Linked DNA regions of Homo sapiens: region 2 is linked to region 1. A link is a loop called in an ENCODE intact Hi-C map of the cell type or tissue named here. Cell type or tissue: GM12878. All regions are shown on one strand. Each heading gives the region's core, and the rest is flanking DNA. Links, peaks and the distances in the headings are about the cores only.

Region 1 (5,400 bases), core at 328-5,327:
ATACTTTCAAGCCCCTTCCAAATAAATACTTCAAATAATTTTCCAAACACTTCAACAAGGATATCCCATGTGTTCTACTCTAAAATATTGAAACCACTGTAACATGTAACAAAACACTTAGCAGAATAATATAAAATGGTGTTTAAGAATACAAACTTGAGAGACAGTCTGCCTGTGTTTAAATTTTGACTTTTTTCACATTAGCTTATGATTTGGGAAAATTATGTCTCATTTTTCCATTATCTATAAGGAGGCTATAATAGTATTTATCTTATTGTACTTTCCTTACAAACAAAAGAATTGAGCGTATTTTAACAGAGCTTTGATTGGACCAGGCATGTGATACATACTTGAATAATACTGGCTTTATCTGTATATGATATTACAGTGATTAAAAAAGCAATTTTAAAATGTTTTTGTCTGTGAATCCCTTAATACCCTGAAATTAATTGAAAATCCCAAAGATTTTTTTAAGTCAGTTATATTTATCAGTATTTCTCATAAAAGAAAAAGTTGAAAAATTAAAATACTTATTAATTTAATTTAAAACAATAATACATGTATTATATTTTTAAATAAATAACACATTTTAGTAGAAAGTAAATATATTTTCTTAAAAAACTTGGGGAGATTAGTGGTGGTATTTTACATTTTTGCACATCTCTTTAATAGATGGCCATCGAAAGTCAGCTAAATTCTCATATATACTTGTGAGTACAATCTGTTGCAATATGTTATTTTGAAGTACTTGAAGAAAATTCAGTCTCACATAGATACGCAGTTGGAAAAAGAGGAATATTTTAATATAATTTCCAGATAACTGTGAACGTTCTCCCTTGATACTACACTAAAACTTGACAATTGGTGACTTATTAAAGCTTCATTACAATGTGCAATCTGAAATCCATTTAATAAATATTATTATGCCCTGTTACATTATACTGTTATATTAAATTGTATATTCCACTCTTTAAATGGTCTTTCACATTTGCATAATTTTCTACCATTGATCACTGAAAAATATGATTTCACTGAGTTATGCAGTTCTTCCAATACTAACATGTTTTATTAAACAATAAAAAATTTATTTGTTAATATCACCACATCCTTATCAGAAAAATCTAAGTATTGGGAAGCTCTCAACTCACAGTGGATGTCACACAAGTTTTCCAAAATTTCGATTTCATTTGACAGCTTCAATTTTATCACTGGCAACAAATATTGATCACTTATTTTGTCTTGAAGTTACAGGATCACTTCTTTCATTTTAAAGTAAATGTTTGCCATATAGCCAAGCATGAATAACCATAATTTGTCTGTCAGTTACTCTTTACAAAAAAAAATATATTGTGTACCATGAAGAAAGGGGATTGTTTAGCTCTCAACTCAATCAATTGGACAAGTGCTTTTTTGGGGGCAACCATCTTATTTTGATATGCAGCAGAAAAACTTTATGAGGACTTCCTATTTTGTTACAATAATAGTAAACATATATGTCCTTTCTGGCTTGTGGCAAAGAAGAACTAACAGAAAATAGTTTTGCCCTCCCTGAAACAAACAAAAGAAAAACCAAAAACTATTAATCAAGGTTTTTCAAAACACTGGACATCAGCCAACAAAGAACAGAGTTCCTTGTCAGACAGGAAATAAATGAAGTGATTCCTACATCGGCCCCCTGTTCACTCCTCTGAATAAGGCTGATGGACTTCCAAAGGTGAGGAGACTTGGAATCCAGGTGGCAAGTGTTTGCAGGACAGAATACTGGGAAAGAGCGAATTGCATAGAGAGAGAGAGAGATAGCATGCTCTGGAAATCTGCATAGAGACCCTCAAGTATTCAGTAGAATGTTGATCAACATTCATTTACTCATTTGTGCATTTATACATTTTTATATATTTATAATTTATTATTTCTAGTATTATGCCCTCTAAAGGGTAAGTATTTGAAGTAGATACTTCGTTTAGCAACTTCCTAGAATGATAATAATTTTACTTAATTTAAAAATAGAACTCTATCTGAATGTAAATGTTATTGTTGTTCTTGCTTGACTACCAAGTGATTCTTTGTGTAGTCCAGAGTGATTTGATTTGCTGCCCCATGGGACTTTTAAGTCCAAGCCTTTCACATCTTTTCCAGAAAACATGTGATCTCTACTTTTGAAATGATCAATGCTACCTCATTATTCTTGTGTTGTTACCTAGTCACTTATTGTGATTCAAAACTTCTGTGGAATTTATCTATAACTTCAACAGAATGAGAATCAAGGCAATTTATCTACTAGAAAATGAAGGTTCAAGTCTGCCCCAACAATTCTTCTTTTTGGAACCTGGCTAACCTATTATCTCAAAACGTGGTGTTAACTAATTAATGTGTATGACCGCCAGAGGTGATCAAAGGATCACCTTGATCCCTTGTATATACCTTGGCTGTCCCTTTGATACAGTATCTTTCTAAGTGGTTATCATATACCAGGATTGTTTAGTAAGAAAATATCTGCTACAACATCCTGTCATTTATAAATTGTTTTTACCTTTACAGAGAATGTTTGGCTCACTCAAATTTAATCCTCTTTACTCTTTCCCATAGACTAGCTACACAAAGATGCACAAACACATATACATGCACACAATCTGCATATGCAGAGCTTATATGAGCTCAAATATTTATATTTTCTTTTTCTTTTAGGTATTTGCTTTCATTTTGCTTATAATTAATAACTATATATACATGAAACAATCTTAAACACTGAAAAAGGATATATGTATATGCATATATAGAATACCTGTACACACACATTCTACATAGTTGATAAAATAAATAAAAAGCAAATATCTACTATCGAAGTTACCCTTTCTTGGCATCATAACTACACCATTGCAAATTTTATTGTAACTTTTCCTTTAAATTATATTTTGAACTCATGGCTTTTTACAGATTCAAATTATTTTCATTTGAATTCAAGCTTATTTAAGCTTACATTTTTATCCATTGGCCAGTGATAGCCTTCTTCAGTGGGGTTCTTTGTCCATTCAGGAATAGGTTTGATATATTTAAAAACACTTTTTGCTTTTTGCAATAATAGAAAATTCTGTGCTCATTCTGAATGATCTCTCCTCCAACAACAGAATGAGATCTCTAAGAAGGCCTGGTTCCCCTTTTTTGACGGGGATTAAAATTCAATATATCGACACAAGGGGGCAATCAGGAGTACTGGTGATGTGAAGGTGTAGCTACTTCTATTGCCAGCTTCAGAAGCTTTCAGCAACAGAGATAGAAAAGTGATTTCATGATCTTGGGTTCACACTAACTTCTAAAAATTAAAGCAGTATGCTACTGTATCCTGATTTCCTTGCAGCATGTAATTTTATTACCACTAAAAAATGTTAATATTACCAATGTGTAAACTCCAATTTTAAAGTAATATAAAAATAGAATAAAACTCCAATTGATTAAAATACAATGAGTACTACAGTTCCGTTCGTAGGAGACCTCTGAAAGTTCAGTAGTGTCTTTTCTATATGAGCATTATTTCCTTGTACAAAAGAAAATGCTGCAGAAATCCAAAGAGGGCTGGTGCCTTTCATAGATGTCAAAATTCTGTCATATGTTGTTCTGGACATTTTGCAAGTGAGTATTTCATCATACTTTTATTAAGAATGTATTATTTTTATTTTTTCCCAAGAGCTACATTTCTAGCAACCAAAGTATCAAAGTATAAAGAACAAGGAGATTGAATGGCGAAAAATAGTTTGGCAAACAGAGCATCTGACATCAATATAGCATCGTTCAACTTAAGGTGATGTTTTGTTCAAACTACTTTATTGGGATATAATATATATATATAGTAAAATATATACACAAAGTGAGCGTATAGTTCAATAAATTTTGACAAATATAAAAACCCATAATACCATCACGCCAATCAAGATAATCTATAAATCATTATAAAGTAAATCTCAGAAGGGGTTCATAAGTTTCTTCAAGAACTTTCTATTACTTTAACTCCATTATCCATTATCATGTGCGTTTTCAATTCTGCATTCACAAGATTATTAGAATTACTTGTCTTTTAAGCAACTGGAGATGACTAGTTTTTCTTGTATAGACTATATTGGAATTCTAAAGCACGAATTAATATGTGTGATCAGCTTATTGTCTTAATACATAATACTAGGTTTTTAGCTACACTCCTGGTTATAATAGCTGTAACAGTCACAATTCAAAAATAATTCGCAATATAGCCTACATTCCTTCATGTCATTCGTATATTATTACATTTGGTTAAAATAATAGTTACCTATAAAGGCATTTTGTGTAAAATTGTTTTAACAAAAAATAATTCCATATAGAACAGCCATTTACTCTCAAGGTAACTTTAATTTCTGGAGTTCTAATTCTTTCTGATTATAACCTCCCACTTGACCTTATATTTCAAATACAGGCTAATCTGCTTGGAGTTCACTAGAATGCATTTAAATTCCAAATAGATGCTGAAAACTAGCCCCATTTCTGGATAAGAGCTTTCTCTGTAATTGTTTTTTCTTTTTTTAATTGTACTCTACCTGAAAAAACATCTGATCTCATTTTCTGAATAGTGTTTCTGATAAAAAGAAAATAAGTAATTTTGGCATAAGTATAAAAATGCACTAAGTTACATAAATCTACTGGAAATTTGGACCTAGCCTTGATCTTGTCACTAAAGCCTTAAGAAAATCACCCCAAGTCTCTGGTTCTCAATTTCCTCACCCTAGTGAAATAAATTCACAGAGATGCAATCAAATTATTTGAGAAGCTTGGCTTTCTCACATGAGGTCAATAGACTTAAGGCTCTCCATTAAGTTAATAATAAAACAAACATTCAAATATGATGGCAACTGATTTTTTGCATTATATTATTAGCAGAAATAATGAATTGCTCTTCTAGAACCAGTCTCTTTCAAACTCGCAGACTCTAAATTTTCCTATCTTTTACTGGTCCTAAAATTTATTGAGGGCCAAGTCCCTGACTTTCTACCTTCTTCATCTTAATATTGTAACTCCCTAGCAACATGTCAGATACATGTAATCACTTGACTTTTTTGTAAGAGCTAAAGAACCTGTTAACCCTCACTACTGCCTTACAAGACAGCAGTTTTCATCCCATTTTACGGATTAGAAAAATAGAATCAGAAAAGTTAAGTAATTTCCTCAAATTCTCACAGTAAATAACAGAGGTGAGATTGCATCCTCAAATATTCTGAAGTTAGAAAGGGGAGATAACTAGTTAGAAAAACAAACCTCTTTTTCCTATCATCCTTGAAACTGATTAATGTCAACAATACTTACTTTTTTTTAAGCGGAAGATAGAATAGCAAAAAAAAAAAGCAGAAAGGAAATATTGAAAGAGGATATAAAATATTA
Region 2 (5,400 bases), core at 338-5,337, 480 kb after region 1:
AATTTAAATTTCTTATATCACAATATTGCAACTACAATATTCAAGTTTTACACATAAGGAAACTGAGGCACAAGGTAGCTGAAGAGCCTCCATGAGGCCTTACAATGCAATTTGATTCCAGTCTGACTGCTGAGACACTTCTCTCAAACACTACACTCTACTGCCTCTCATTCACTATAGTATTCCTCAGTGTCTGTCACATATCAGTGCTCAATAAATATAAGTGAAATGAATGAGACATTTCATAACCCCTGTAGCCGTCACCTACTAGAAGTGAGGTCTTTGAGGGGAGACACTGTCTTATTCATTTTGTCCTAATCCCCAGTACCTAGCATAATGCCATAGGGTGGATGCTCAAAAGTTGTTTGATGGATGAAAAATGAATAAATGTGTAAATACAGACTCAGATAGCTATAGGTAATATAAACCAGAAGTGGACAAATCACATGGTAAAATAGGAAAGAGTGGGTATAGTTCTCCATCTTCTCGCAATTCCATGTAGTGGTCTAGAATAATGAACGCAATGATCAATTGTATTATTTAGTTTCTCTTATCAAGCTGTTAGTAGGATACAGAATAGAATTGTGAATTCTTGTTTGCAAAAATCCCCCGTTTTTATGATGTATATAATAATGGGTCCCAGAAGAAGAGCTATATTAAAAAACAAAATGAAGACAAGAAAATAACCATATCAAAGATGAATAAAAACTTAGATACACAAGCAGTGCTTCTGTCCAGTAAAGTAGTCTTGGTAGCAGAGGAAAGTAAATACTTTCCCCTGGAGCATAGCAAAAAGCAGCCTGCCACAGCACAAAATTTCATGGAGGTCTCTTTTTTTAATCTTAAAAATTCATCTTTATTTTCATTCTGAGGTATCTCAATTTTTGATTTACCACAAAAATAATGTTTGATTACTTACCATTATGTAAAATGAAAAGACCACCATCTTTTCCTTTAGCATTCAGTACTGTGGAATATGTTAGCCTATTTGAGAAATCAGGGACCATAGCATCTGGCAAAGACTTTCATTTAGAAGCCTAAATATTTAGAAGCACCTTACAAATTCATTAAGTGAGATATAGAGAACCCAAATAAGCATAATGAAATTAGGTTAATTTGGCATGAGAAATAGTATCTGTGCATTCAGCAAATATACTTCCTTAATAACCGTACTGAACAACCATATATAAAGGTAAACAAATACTAAAGCTAGCTATGATAGCTATTACTCAGGCTCAGAAATATTTGTTTCTCCTATGCAACCTGGGTAGATTAAACTTCCCTGGGTCCCTGAATCTGGCCATGGTGTGTTATTTGTGAGGTGAATAGAATGTTACTGGAAGTCACCTGTGTCAATTCCATGTGAAAGCATTAGAGTTAACATGCAATTTACCATGTTCTCTTTTCCCCACCACACTGACTAATAAGGCTATCTGTTCCAAAAAGTGCAGTTCCAGGATAATGCCACCTTCCCCAGCTGGATTGCTGAGTTGTCACACAGAGGCAGTTGTATGGGAGAGTTACTCTGAAGAAGAAATAAACTTTCGCTACGTTAAAGCCACTGAGTTGTTGTTACTGCAGCAGAACCTAACCTATCCTGGCTAACACCATCCCAGGTGTTAAACTCAAATAGACCAAGCTACATAAACATTAGATATCCCTATCTTATTTGTGCTTTATTAGTCCAGAGCTACAAGCAACATTCTATAGGCAATATGGTTATTTGTACTCTCTGCCTAACAGCTTTGGCTAAATTTATTCATGAACTGTTCTTTAAAAAAATAAATCTGCCAAAGTGGTTATTCAGCAGTATGTAAACAGTCAATTGGTGCTTTTCTTTTAAAACCGCTTTCACTGGTTGTAAAGAGAAAAACACGTAGCAGACTATAAAGTTCTCTACTGACATAGATAATATTGGTGAATATGCTACATTAAATACTAAAACTATCAGCAAATTACACCATGAAGCAAATACAAACCACCAAAAAATTTACAATAAATTCTTTTAATTATTAACTTTTAGTTATTCATTAACTTTTAAAATTCTGATGTCATATTATTTAACATCTCAACCAATTTTGGAAGTTATACAAACTTTTTTTTTTTTTTTTACTAGGCTCTATCCATCTGTGCCAGGGTTTCTTAACCTTTGCACTATTAACATTTCAGACTTGATGGTTTTCACTGTGGTAAGGGACTGTCCTGTGCATCCCTGCCCTCTGTACACTAGATGTCAGTAGCACTTCTGCAATTGTGACAATCAAAAATATCTCCAAACATTGACAAACGTCTAGTGGGGAGGGAGGACGTATCACAAAATTACCCCCAATTGAAAACTACTAACCTATTCCAGAGGTCCACAAAAAATAAAATATGAATTTCATCTGACAGCTCTATTGCTGCCTTACTGAAGTGATTTACAATAGTACATAGAGGTGATATAACAGGACTTTACTTTCATTATTGCACAAAGAAAACACAGTAAGTACCAAAACTTAGATAATAAAAATTTGCAAAACTAACAAAATAATTACTAGAAATCCCATCTCGATTAGCATGTTTATAGGCATGTCTTTCTGGATTCATTCATTCAACAGCTAGTTATTGAATAACTGCTTCATGTTGGGCACTGTGTATATACCAGAGATAAGAGTGTTAAGCCAGACAGACAAGATTCCAGCCTTCCTGGAGCTTACAGCCTCATGGGAGAAACAGATTCAGAGCCTTAAATATCAATTGCAAATGAAGATGTGTCATAAAGAAAAGTGCAGGTGCCTATGATACCACAGCACTGGGACTGGTTTAAGTGTGGCATCTTTGAAGAACTGTCGTCTTAATTGAATAGAAAGCTATGTCTAACTAGTTGGCACTCAAGTAGTACTTACTAACCACCAGGCATTTTTCTCACATTCTATTTTTTAAAACTCATTTAATCCTCTCAACAACTGCATGAGATAACTATAATTATTACTAAAATAATTAATTTAGTAATTATTTCTGAAATAAAATAACTGAAAATGAATACAGAGAGACCAGGTGCCTTTTCCTAGATCACAAAGCTAGTGTGTGGAAGAGGCAAAATTTGAACTGGTTCATGTTCCTAAGGACTAACCCATCAGCCTTCCACCCCCAACATGAGCCAATCCCAGCAGAAGGAGGCAGTGTTGTCCTGTCCTGTTCACTTTGTCCACAGGCTGGCAGAGAGTGTGTTTCTCTGTTTCCCTGGCAAGGAGGAGTGACCTTCCAGTCACCGAGGAGAGAGTACTGAAATCCACCTCATTATATATTTATGGTAGTTTCCTAGTTAAATGCAGCCTCCTCCTTAAATTCTTTCTTGGGAGGAGATGAGGTATGCATTATTTATAAATTATTTAATTATTGTGGGAATTAAGCAACAGAACACTCTGACACTATAATTGAAGAGAGGTAGAAGGTTCCAAAAGGCTGAATTCACAACAGCAAATTGTTCAAATACATATTTTTGATTAGTCAGGAGTTTCGACAGAATTTCCAGGCTAACAAGCTAATATGCTCTCATCTGAAATGAATACTTTCATTCAGCATCTATATGTTGTACGTGTGTGTTTGCAAGGAGCTGAAGTGAAATCTCCTCATGAGAATTATTTCTAATATCCTAAATGATCTAAATCACACACTAGCTATGGTGATAATGATTAATCATATAAGTCTTATACATTATATAAGTATGATAAAAAGGATTTCAATACTCCTGAATATGTTCTTTTTATTGCTGTTCTTTTTTTGAGGTACTGTTGGTTTGATTTTTACATGACCATATTATATAGAAATTCTAAATGTTTCTAAAGGGAATAATGAAGTGACTTTTGATTTTTAACTCACTTCCTATAAGGATGATGCCTCTTTTCAGAATTTATGATGTATATAATTATCTCAGTTGGTTAGAATGGCTTTGATCCACATGTCACTTTGCCCTGTGGACATAGCTGCTTTGGGTCCCTCAACATAATCTATTATCAAATTTTTAAAAAGACCCAAAGACATTAGGGACTAACAATTTTATCTTCTTATGTGATGCACCTTTCAGACAGCAAAATCACAGGGAGTGGGGTACTCTGATTAATTCCATATTCTAGATAATTGACAATTATCTAGGAAAGCCTTAGCATCTCATTTCTATAGGTGAAAATATTTGCAACATGTATCTGTACATGTTCGTGTTTTTGTAAGTAATACTTAAATGTCCGTGTGTGATGGTTAATTTTACACATATGTGTCAACTTGACTGGGCCACAGGATGCCAGATATCTGATTAAATATTATCTCTGGATGTATCTGTGAAGGTGTTTCAGAAAGATTCGCATTTGGATAGGTGGACTAAGTAAAGCAGATGACCCTCCCTAACGTGGGAGGGCTTCATCCCATCCATCCAGGTGTTGAGTAGAACAAAAAAGAGGAGAAATGTTGGATTTGCTCTCTCTGCCTAGCTTTTGAGCTGGGACATCAATCTTCTCCTGCCTTCAACACTCTTGGTTCTCAAACCTTGAGACTGGGGATAATATCTACACCATTGGTTCTCTGGCTCTCAGGTCTTTGAATTACATCACAGGCTTTCTTGGGTCTCCAGTTTGTAGACAGCAGATCTGGAACTACTTGACCTCCATAATTCACAAGAGGCAATACCCTATAATAAATGTCTTTATATGTGGTGTGTGTGTGTATGTGTGTGTGTGTGAAGGTTCTGGAGAATGGTGACTAATATACCATGTGGGAATGGATGATGGATGTCCCCATGATATGGGGACAAAGGATCATAGCATGGAAATTTAAGATAATTTTACAATATTGCAAATGGAAGTGTCAGAATAGCACAAGATTGAGTTGAATGTGTACACATCTCAGGATATTCACTGACAATTGCTTTAAAAAATACTAATGTCAATTTATTCTATTATCACTTGCCTCATTAATCAAAAAGTGAACTTCAAAAGAAAATGGGCTTGATTCTGTTCAACTGTTATGGCATGATGAACAACTGGGAGGCACAAAAAGAATTTGTTTGATAATTTAATTCCCATGATAGTTTTTTTTTTATTTCCCCCAACCAGAAAAAAAATCTTTACTTTCTATTACTATTGTTGTAATTATCAGCTGTTTTGAAAATCACACAATAATGTCTACTATAATTCTAATATTGTCTAATTGTATTATTGGTGATTTATCAGCCAATTAAGAAGAAGCAATACATTAGATTAAAAAGTGGTGTATGTGTATGTGTTCGTATTTTTAAACCACCTCACATGTGCTGCTTAAACCTAAGTCTTTTTGAAATTTTTGACAGGATTCTCTCTTGCCTTTATCCTTCTGAGTATTGTTTTTCTTTTTAAAGAAAAGGTATTGAGTAATTTTCCTGTAACTAAC

Evidence for each region. A loop is a pair of places that touch in the nucleus more often than their neighbours do. Peaks named below come from ENCODE experiments on the same cell type or tissue, not always from the same donor. Only the 100,000 strongest peaks of a DNase experiment are listed, where the experiment ranks them.
Region 2: a loop joins it to region 1, with 4 times the contacts of the local background. A loop is called at or near these places in 3 of 110 quality-filtered maps.

Annotation. Positions count from the first base shown.
Region 1 is chr7:88,833,110-88,838,509 of GRCh38, reverse strand. All of the region lies in intron 1 of ZNF804B (zinc finger protein 804B), which reads right to left. Among named protein-coding and RNA genes, the nearest start is that of TEX47, 40 kb to the right of the region's middle. In GM12878, for the core only: a CTCF peak has its summit at 3,193 (motif pointing right); a DNase peak (open chromatin) is centred at 3,159.
Region 2 is chr7:88,355,255-88,360,654 of GRCh38, reverse strand. The region is part of intron 1 of LOC107986815 (a long non-coding RNA gene); the gene reads right to left. Among named protein-coding and RNA genes, the nearest start is that of STEAP4, 51 kb to the right of the region's middle. In GM12878, for the core only: CTCF peaks have their summits at 2,220 (motif pointing right) and 3,169; a DNase peak (open chromatin) is centred at 2,201.